Linked DNA regions of Homo sapiens: region 1 is linked to region 2. Evidence: chromatin loops called from intact Hi-C (ENCODE). Cell type or tissue: heart left ventricle. All regions are shown on one strand. Each heading gives the region's core, and the rest is flanking DNA. Links, peaks and the distances in the headings are about the cores only.

Region 1 (5,383 bases), core at 79-5,078, 63 kb before region 2:
TGAAATAAAGAATGAATGAATGAGTCTGGGTATGACACCAAGCCTGAGTTCTTGATATGGTCCTTCACACTATGTACAAATTTTGGTGAACTACTATCAACAGCACAGACGATATGGCCTGGTTCTGACTGTGTGGTCCATACAGCTGGGCTCTCCACAGGCATGGAATTGCGGTCAACTGCTAAATACTTGCTTTTTAGTCAGTTATGCTTTACCTATAGAAAGACACTTCTGGGCTGGGCATTGTGGTTCATGGCTGTAATGCTAGGACTTCGGGAAGCCAAAGCAGGCTGATCACTTGAGCCCAGGAGTTCGAGACCAGCCTGGGCAACATGGCGAAGCCTATCTCTACAAAAAATACAAGAATTACTTGGTCCTGGTGGCAAGCACCTGTAGTTCAGCTACTTGCGGGGCTGGGGCAGGAGGATCAGCTGAGCCTGGGAAGTCGAGGATGTAGTGAGCTGTGATCACGCCAGCCTGGGTGACAGAGCAAGACTCTGTCTCAAAACAAAAAACAAACAAATAACAACAAAAAAACTAGGTACATAGCATGCTTTAATATAAAATAATTCAATTAACAGCAATATGTAAATAATCCCAAATATTTAGGAAACTTTAGCAAGATTTTTGTTTTGTTTTTAACCAAATTTCACCTTTTATCAGTTCCTACCACTGAATTTTTAAAAATGAACTTTTACATTCAGAATAGTTTTAGATGTATAGAAAATCTGCAAAAATGGTACAGAGAGTTTCCATGTACCCCCTATCCAGTTTCCCCTGTTGTTAACATCTTACATTACTGTGGTCACAGCTAAGGAACCAACACTGGTACTTTGTTAATTAGACGCCATACTTCATTAAAATTTCATTAGCTTTTCCCAATGCTTTTTTTTTGTTTCAGGATCCGGGGCACCATATTATACTTAGCTGTTGTGTCTCTTTAGACTCTTCTGGTCTAAGTCAGTTTCTCAGACTTTCCTTGTTTTCCATCAATTGAAAACATTGAGAAGGGCTGGTCAGGTATTTTGTAGAATGTTCTTGGATTTGGGTTTGTCTGATGTTCTTCTCATAGTTAGCCTAGGATTATGGGTTGTGAGAGGAAGACCACAGAGGTAAAAAGTGCCAATCTCATTACATCATATCAAGACTACCACTACATTTTTAAAGCGAAAGCTTTAATTCTTTCACTTTTGGTGGTGATAGTGCCACATTACTGTAGTTTTGCTGATGGCTTTCACTGAGTCTCACCGGAGAGAGCAAACTCTCCTGCTGGCTTATGAGTTCATAGCTAAGTCTTTTTCTTTTCCTTTTCTTTCTTTCTTTCTTTTTTTTTTTTTTTTTGAGACAGGGCCTCACTCTGTCATCCAGGCTGGAGTGCAGTGGCGCAATCTGCTCTTGGCTCACTGCAACCTGCACCTCCCGTGCTCAAGTGATCTTCCCACTTCAGGCTCCCTAGTAGCTGGGACTACAAGTGCTGGTCACCATGCCCAGCTACTTGTTGTATTTTTAGTAGAGATGGGGTTTTGCCATGTTGCCCAGGCTGGTCTCGAACTCCTGGGCTCAAGTGATCCACCTGCCTCGGCCTCCCACTGTGGTGGGATTACAGGCATGAGCCATCACACCTGGCCCAAGCAAGGTCTTCAGTAGCAAAACATTTCGCAAAGGAGGAGTTCTACTTGTTCAGTTTTGCCTAACCTGGATAAGACAATCTTGGCTGTACTAATCAGGTAAGTTTCACCCAGTTGCAGTATAGAAGAATGTTTTTCTTGTGGCTGTGAACAGGTAAATGGAGACATTTCTTTTCTGCTTTTATTTTTCTTCCTCTTTTTTTCTTATTTCTTTTTTTCTTTCTTTTTCTCTTTTTTCTCCTCCTCCTCCTCTCCCTACTTTCCCTCCTCCTCCTTCTTCTTTTCTTCTTCCTCTTCTTCTTCCTCTTCCTCCTCTTCTTCCTCTTCCTCTTCCTCCTCCTCTTCCTCTTCCTCCTCCTCTTCCTCTTCCTCTTCTTTTTCTTCCTTTTTCCTTCTCCTCCTCTTCCTCCTCCTCCTCCTCTTCTTCTGCTGCTGCTGCTTCTTCTTCCTCTTCCTCTTCCTCTTCTTCTTCTTCCTCTTCTTTTCTTTTTCCTTCTCCTCCTTCTCTTCCTCCTCTTCTTTCTCCTTTTTTTCTTTCTTCTTTTTTCCCTTACATTTCTAATTCTTAATGGTGCAGCTGTCACCAAGGCCTTCATGGATGCCAGCAGGAAACAGCATTTATGTTGATGAGGCAGATGAAACTGAGCTTATGGGGCAAAGTCATAGGGGAAAATTATAAATATGTATCTGCAATCATATTTTTAGTAGATGGTCCCCAAATTCCATATTCGATTTTTTTCAGTAAAGATGCACTCTAACTTGTCTTTGTTTGGAGTCATGCACTGCTGTCTGGACACTGAAGCCAGCCTCTGTCATGGACTTGTCTGTGCTCACACTTCCCTGTGTCTTCTCTGGGAGGGTGCTGCTGGAGCTGGGCCCTGGCTCGAGAACCAAGATCCATGATCTCCATTCAAAACTACTTTGCAGTTGGGTTTCAGTCAGGTTTTATCCATATTTGTTAAACATTTTAAAATGGTTATAAGTTTCAGGAAAGCCAGTAAGTCTCAGATAGATAGAAAATATCAAGGCAATTTCCAAATGACAGTAATCATTATTGTTCTTTAGGAGGCCACATGGAACAAATTTATTCTGGAGTTTGTCTCACTAAATTTTCTTTTGTTTATTTGTATGTATGTATGTATGTACTTAGCGTGTGTCTCTTTTAGACAGAATATAACTCCTGAAAGGCAAAATAGCATCAGACTTTATTGTAGATCTTGGCTTAAGGTGCAGATGTTTTGGCTCAGTTAATAATCATTCTTTAACCTATTTTGAATTTTAGTTCATCAAGTAATAGGAAAATATGACAGTTTTTTGAATGTGTTCTTAGGGGAGGAGAGAGAAGAGTGAGAGCAAGCGAGAGAGAGAGAGAGAGAGAGTGAGAGAGAGAATATTCTCCTTTGAAGATGAGTTCTGGGCAAAAAAGGGTCGATCTTGGGTTGGTTTTAAGACATTGCCATGAAAACATCCTTTTCCCGTAATCACTTCCTGCCTTGTCTTTCACCACATCTCTCCTCTCATTCTTTAACTCCTTTACCTAGTGTGGACCCACTGCTCAAGTTTGGGATGTGCTTTTCTGGCTGGTGTCCACGTCTTCCTCTGGATTGTCAGGCCTCAGAATGAGAAGTCTTAAAGGTCTCTTCCTTCCCGCTTTGCCACCACTGCTGGAGCCCCAAAGACTTTGGAGCTTAGCATTAACTCATCCTTTCAGGTCAAGCAGCACTGGCCTTTTAAAGTGGAAACTGCTTGCTTTGATGCATGGAAATGCACATTAATAGAATCTATCTGGGGAGGGATGGGGCCTATGCATGGGAACAGTGCCCATCAGACACTATGCCCAGCCACAGTAGCTACTCTCCTGGGGAGGTGGTGTCTGAGCAGGTAGGAGGTAAGGCAGCCTGCAAGGGAGGGGTTTGGGGCAGCAGCAGACTTCTACCAATGGGCTAATGTGCTCTTACCTACTCCTGATAGGGTGGCCACACAAAGCCCTTTGGTTCTCTTGACCTTATAAACCAGGGAAGCCAAAAGTACCATCTCAGTCTGGCTCCTGATCACTACATGTGGTTGCCTAGAAGTGACTGAGAAAAGAAGAAGAAAAAAAAAAAAAAGGAAAAGGAGAAGAAGAAGGAAGAAGAAGCAGCTGCTGCTGTTGATTATATATATTCAGTGCTTAAGTGACCGGGACTGTCTTGAGAATTTATAAACATCAACTCATTTAATTCATACAATTCCATCAGAGAGGAACTTTTGCTGTTTCCATTTTATGTTAGAGACCTAAAGTTCAAAGAAATTAACTACAGATTGAGTATCCCCTATCCAGAATGCCTGGGACCAAAAGTGTTTAGGATTTTGAGCTATTTTTGGATTTTGGAATGCATGATGAGATATCTTGTGGAAGAGATTCTAAACACAAATTTCATTCAAGTTTCCTATAAACCTTATGCACATAGCCTGAAGGTAATTTTGTTTTTCCCTTGGGGATGCTGAATGAACTGTGTTGTTTGCCTGCATTTTGATGGTGACCTGTCACATGAGATTAGATGTGAAAATTTCCACTTGTGTCATGTCAATGTTCACAAAATTTTAGATTTTGAAGCATTTTGGATTAGGGATGCCCAACCTATAACTTGTCCAAGATGATGTAGATAGAAAGAGGTATGACCAGGTTTCAAGCCAGGTTGGTCTGAGTTTTGAGCCTCTCTTAACAATTCTGTTATATTAAGTTAAACAAACAAACAAAAACCTAATATCCAGGTGCTGAAGGATATGTGTTATGGGTGTGTATTTGTTTTGCATATGTATGTATGCATGCATGTGTTTTTGTGCTCATGTGTATGTTGTGTATGTGCATGTCTTAGTGTATCCATGTGTGTTTTGCCTATGTGTATATACTTATGTGTGCATGTTTGTGCATGTGTGCTTGCATACATATGCATTAACTTGCATATCTGTACATATATATTTGTTGATATATGTGTTTTTGTGTACGTGTATGTATGCCTGTGCATGTGATTTTATAGTACAGTAGAAAATACAGCTGAGAAAAAAACCTTGATAAAAATCAAGGCTCAGTGTTTAAATCATGTCCACACAGTTTCTATAGAAAATGGCTTTAGGATATACTAATCATAGCCCTGACTAAATGGCCTGTGGCCCCAGAGCAGAGTCAGCAGGAGGGATGCAGGTGGTGTAGAAGCCGTGCCTACTTTTAGCTGCCCATGAACTCCCACTTCATATGCTTCTGAATCCTGGGTTCTTTGGATACATTTATCTGGATTGAGATAATTTTCTTATTTTGGAACTGTATTAGTCCATTTTTGTACTGCTGTGAAGAAATACCTGAGACTGGGTCACTTATAAAGAAAAAGAGATTTAAATAACTCACAGTTTTGCATGGCTGGGGAGGCCTCACAATCATGGCAGAAAGCAAAGGAAGAACAAAGGCATGTCTTACATGGCAGCAGGCAAGAGAGAAGTGCGGAGTGAAGGAGGGGAAAAGCCCCATATAAAACCATCAGATCTCATGAGAACTCACTCACTACCACAAGAACAGCATGGAGGTAACTGCCCCCATGATTTAATTACCTCCCACTAGGTCCCTCCTATGACACATGGGGATTATGGGAATTACAGTTCAAGATGAGATTTGGGTGGGGACACAGCTAAACCATATCAGGGACATTGCATTTCTTGAGTAAATTCAAGTGTGTTGTCTTCAGTTTATTTTGATTCTTCATTTGACTTAAAGCAAATGC
Region 2 (5,336 bases), core at 337-5,336:
TCAATGCAATATTGAGTAGAAATGGTGAAAGTGGATTTCCTTGTCTTTTAACTGCTTTTTGGAAAAACATCCCCTACCCCCACTACACTTTCTAGACTCTGGTAACCCTCATTCTCCCTCTGCCTCCATGAGGTCAACCCTCTGCCCCCATGAGATCAACTTGGATTCATGAGACAAACTCCACTTACTCATGATGTTTTTGGATGTGCGATGTATTGTTGAAATCAATTTACTGAAATTTTGCTTAGAATGTTAGCACTGACATTAATAGGAACTGTTGTTTTCTTTTCTTGTAATGTTTTTGTATATCAGTATCAAGGTAATGCTGGCCTCATAAAATGAATTGGAAAGTATTTCTTCCTCTTCATTTTTCTAGAAGAGTGTGTATGAAATTGGTATTCTTTTTCCTTCATTGTTTTGTAGAATTCACCAATGAAGCCATCTGGGAGTGGAGTTTTCTTTGTGGAAAGTTTTAAACCAGACATTCAAGTTTTACAATAGATATAGGATTATTTAGGTAATCTGTTTCTTCTATAGTGAGTTTCATTGGCTTTTTATCTCTCATAGAATATGTTCATTACATTTAAGTTGTTAAATTTATTTGCATAAAGTTGTTCACAATATATCCATAGTATTTAATATCTATGAAATATTCAGTGTTTTAATTGCTCTCATTACTGTTATTGGTCCTTTGTGTTTTCTCTTTTTTATTTCTGATCAGTTGGACTAGCTGTTTTTATTGATCTTCACAAAGAACCAGCTCTTGATTTAATTAATTTTCTCTATTGGTTTTATGTTTTCTATTTCATTATTTTCCACTCTGCTCTGTATTATTTCTTCTCTTCTGCTTACCTCGTGTTTAATTTGTTCTTTTTTTCCCTCTGATTTCTTAAGGTGGAAGCTGAGGTCATTGGTTAGAGATCTTTCTTCTTTCCTGATACAGGAATTTAGTGCTATAAAATTCCCTCTAAAAACTGCTTTAGTTGTATCACACAAATTCTGATACATAGTGTTTTACATTTTCCTTTTGATTTGTTTTAACTCTATTCGCTTTAATCTTTTGCGTGCTTCTTTCTCTGGCCTCAGGTAGCTTTATTACCTGCATGTGTCAATCAGCACTATGCTGAATACTTGAGAGGAACCCTCTGCAGATGTCCATAGTTCTTTCTGGGCAATACTCTTCTCTTTGCTACTCTGTCTTGTGAACTCTGCACTCCTTGATTTCTCTTGAGCTAGTCTCCTCAACTTAGGTAGATGGCCTCTGCCTGGGTTCCTTCTCTCTGAACGATGACCTTCATTGTCTTATATCCATTGTCTTAACTTTAATATATTTTGTTCAGTGTTTTGGTCATATGATTGAGAGAACAAATCCGTTCCCTATTACTCCATTTTAATCAGAAGTTGGCAGTATTCTTGCTTATTTTTTTACAACTCAGTATTGGATGTTAAAATCAATGTATTGAGTTATTACATGCATTCAGAAATGAAATGGTGTAGAAGAGAAAAGGATATATTAGTTTATGTACTAAGGGTAAGTAAGTTTTGTATTATGACACTTCTTTTTTAGTTAGTATATGCCTTTATGTATGTGTTCATTGGGTTGTGATATAAAAGGCATTTCTTATTGTGGATCATGGTCAAAAGAGTTTGAGAAACATTGCTCTAGGTACATCATGGTTCAGTGCAGGTAGGAACCTGCAGCACTTAATTTCTATGCCTGCATTCAAGGGATCTAGAAAAAAGTCATCTCTATATTGTTCATCTGAAAAATGTTCATCATCTCTTACAAAGGTGTGATCTGAGAATCCTTGAAGTGATCTCTGGGACATATCTTATAGGTCTTAAAATCGAGGTAGATCCACAATTCTATCAGTTAAGAAATAGCTACTGATCACCAGTGTGTTCTAGACACTGTCCATGGAGGTGTTCAGTTACTAGCATGAATAAGTGGGAGGCCCTCTCTGGCCCAGTACTGAAGCCTATCTGGCTACTAAATGAGACAGAAAGTAAGGCAAGGTTTTAAGCAGTGCTAGGAGCACTCAGAACGCAAGGAAGATTTGAAATTGTGAAGGTGAGAAGGAGCGTGTCTGGGGGAATTATCCAGGTTCTTGCAGACTTAGAGGTTAAGAAAGTGAGATCTCCTTTATTTTATTTTATTTATTCATTAAAAATACACATATATTTTAACACCTACTATGTCCTTGAGAGATATCAATGAATAAAATAGATAAAAATCCCTGCCTTCATGGAGTGTACATTCTTCTGGGAGAAATTTTAAAAATATATATAATAAGTAAATTATCTGTCCAAAGGACAAACTGCTATGGTTGAAATAGTAGAGCAGAAGTAGGGTGATTAGAAGTAGGACCGCAAATCCTAATTTTAAGTGGGAGATAGTGGAATATATTTAGAATCCAACTATAATAGTAGCATATATTTACTCTAATAGAAACTCTACAAATATTCCAACATAATTAGACTCTTCTGGTGTACAAACCACCGTAAGACTGCCTATTCTCCATACCGCATTGACATGCTGCAGCCACTAGGGCGAAAATGGGCCGTTTCTTAGAAAAATGGGCTCAGAGTATGGGAGTGTGAGAGAAATGTGGGTGATTACGCACACACTCCTTCCTTCCCCAAGTGTTCCTCAGGGGCTTCTCCGCTTAAGGTTCACTGACAAGACAGGCGGAGTTTTACGTGCGTCTGAGACCAGGTCATTTTTGCCCTTGGCGTCTCTTCCTTGGCGCGTCCTCACCTAGTAGAGAATAGAGGCGCAGCTCAGGAGTAAACTTCAGCCTGGCCGTTCACCACTCGATGTGTGTTACAGCCGAGTGACAGTGGTGAGATAGACCTGCTGGCCTTGCTTTCGGGACCTGCAGCAAGATTTTTGGGTGCTGTCCAAGAATTCCCGCGGTTACACTCAGCGCCCAGGATCTGTACAAAAAAGCCCCAATAGATGTTTTACGTTCCCTTCGTAATATTTAACGCTTGGCCTAGATCCGAGCATTCACTCTAACGTTCGGTTTCTTGATCCTTCCCATCCCCAAACTCTGCGGGTAGATCAGTGACTATTACTATATTTTGAACGAGACTCCAACCCATTGCTCTCTCGAGAGAGAAGGATTGCCCGCCTTTTTCCCCCGGGCAGGAGCTCGGCGAGGCCAGGAGAGCCGCGCACCGGCCGGGCAGGGACGCGCAGGCGTCGGGCGCCGCTGGTTGCGCATCTGGCGCCAGAGCGCGCCCCCAGCGCTGTGCCCGCCGCGACCCGGGCCATGGGCTGGTGCTCCGGAGCGTGCCGGGCGCTCTCTCCCCGCGCGGGGGCACCAGAGCCCTCGGAAGTGTCAGGCACTGCGGTGTATTTTCCCCGTTCTCTTTTAAATGACTGCGGAAAAACAGATTCCGAGCCGCAAAAGGGAAGACGGATTCTCAGACAAGGCTTGCAAATGCCCCGCAGCCATCATTTAACTGCACCCGCAGAATAGTTACGGTTTGTCACCCGACCCTCCCGGATCGCCTAATTTGTCCCTAGTGAGACCCCGAGGCTCTGCCCGCGCCTGGCTTCTTCGTAGCTGGATGCATATCGTGCTCCGGGCAGCGCGGGCGCAGGGCACGCGTTCGCGCACACCCTAGCACACATGAACACGCGCAAGGTACGGCAGGGGAGCAAGGGCTTGGGATGCCCTACGTGGGGGTGGGCATCGCGGGGAGTGAATCCACGATCTGGGAATGGCTACATCCCGTCAGGTTAAAGGATGAGAGAAAATGACGCGGCGCCACACATCGGACAGGCCAGGGTGGCCACCGAGCATTTAGAATACGCATCAGGCGCGCTCCCTTCCCCTCACATGTCTCTATTTCCCGGGCGTGTGATGGCAGAAAACGGCAGGAAAAAGACCCACTTAGAGAGCTAGAATTGTGTTTGGAGACTCCCTTCCCTCTGCAAAAGCACCAACAGGAAGCCCCTCCAAAACCACCGATCCCCAAATAGGTGGCCCGGAATGGGGGCGGTGATCCTTGGTTACCAATGCAGAACACGTTTTGGTGTTTACAACATTTATTTATTTTTAGGATAGCTTGCCCTCCCTTTTAGGCAGGGTGGGAAAGGAGAACGCGGGGAGGGAGAAGGGAGGGAGGATTCCTATAATAAGAATCAGCGCATTTTTCAGAGCTGAACCAAGCACGGTTTCCATTTCAAAAAGGGAGACAGCCTCTACCGCGATTGTAGAAGAGACTGTGGTGTGAATTAGGGACCGGGAGGCGTCGAACGGAGGAACGGTTCATCTTAGAGGTACCTGGATGTAAATGCACACACACACACAGACACACACACGCACGCGCGTGCATGTCTACACGGCCAGGATGTGTGCGTGTGTGCGCGCGTGTGTGAACTCCCACATGCTGCTGCTGTCTGCTTCTGGCCAGTGGCACCGATGCCTCCCTCCTCCCTGCTCGCCCCCAGATTCCCCTCCCCTCCCTGGTGCTTTTGTCTGGAGGGTGTTATGGGTTTGTGTGTGTATGAGCGTGTGTGTGTTTTTGGATTTCAGACTAATTTTCTGGAGTTTCTGCCCCTGCTCTGCGTCAGCCCTCACGTCACTTCGCCAGCAGTAGCAGAGGCGGCGGCGGCGGCTCCCGGAATTGGGTTGGAGCAGGAGCCTCGCTGGCTGCTTCGCTCGCGCTCTACGCGCTCAGTCCCCGGCGGTAGCAGGAGCCTGGACCCAGGCGCCGCCGGCGGGCGTGAGGCGCCGGAGCCCGGGTGAGCAGCGCAGATAGTGCCCTCGGTCGCCTCGGCCCTCACTGTCTCCCCCTGGGGCGGCCTCGGCTACTCCCCAGGTGGGACGTGCCGCGCCACCTGCCCGCGCCACCGGCACCCAGCGGCCGTGGCGGATTCTGCAGCATCATTCGGGGGCCCCGTCGCGGAGCCAAAGCCGCCGGCAGTCTCCGCATTCCCCTTTAAAGGGTCCTTCGCCCGGCCTGTACCATGGAATCCTGTCTTGGGGACCCTTTCCCTACCTCCCCTCCCTTGGCCTCAGGCTCGAAGAGAGAGTGGGCACACTGGTGGCTCCAGCGGCGTCAGTGCCATCGCGGGGCAAGTTGATTCCTGGGCCGGAGCTGGGCACTCATCCATCCACAGTCTCCGGGCTGGGGTCGGGGTGGGGATGACGCGAGCAGAGAGGGAGAGTGCCCCAATTAGTGGTGTTGGGGGTCCTACGCTCAGTCTTACGCGTGTCTGTTTGTCCTCAGCCTCGAGGTGCATACCGGACCCCCATTCGCATCTAACAAGGAATCTGCGCCCCAGAGAGTCCCGGGAGCGCCGCCGGTCGGTGCCCGGCGCG

The links. A loop is a pair of places that touch in the nucleus more often than their neighbours do. Peaks named below come from ENCODE experiments on the same cell type or tissue, not always from the same donor. Only the 100,000 strongest peaks of a DNase experiment are listed, where the experiment ranks them.
Region 1: a loop joins it to region 2, with 5 times the contacts of the local background. A loop is called at or near these places in 2 of 110 quality-filtered maps.

What each region holds. Positions count from the first base shown.
Region 1 is chr9:84,602,471-84,607,853 of GRCh38, forward strand. The region is part of intron 11 of LOC102724036 (a long non-coding RNA gene); the gene reads left to right. Among named protein-coding and RNA genes, the nearest start is that of NTRK2, 65 kb to the right of the region's middle. In heart left ventricle, for the core only: no CTCF peak of the experiment used is centred there; no DNase peak of the experiment used is centred there.
Region 2 is chr9:84,665,133-84,670,468 of GRCh38, forward strand. It overlaps NTRK2 (neurotrophic receptor tyrosine kinase 2), which reads left to right and starts at 4,597. Exons shown (of 19, transcript NM_006180.6): 1 at 4,597-4,756; 2 at 5,245-5,336. RefSeq lists a silencer at 3,122-3,341. In heart left ventricle, for the core only: CTCF peaks have their summits at 2,535, 3,313 and 4,772; a DNase peak (open chromatin) is centred at 3,279; H3K4me3 peaks cover 2,863 bases; H3K27ac peaks cover 614 bases; H3K27me3 peaks cover 1,068 bases.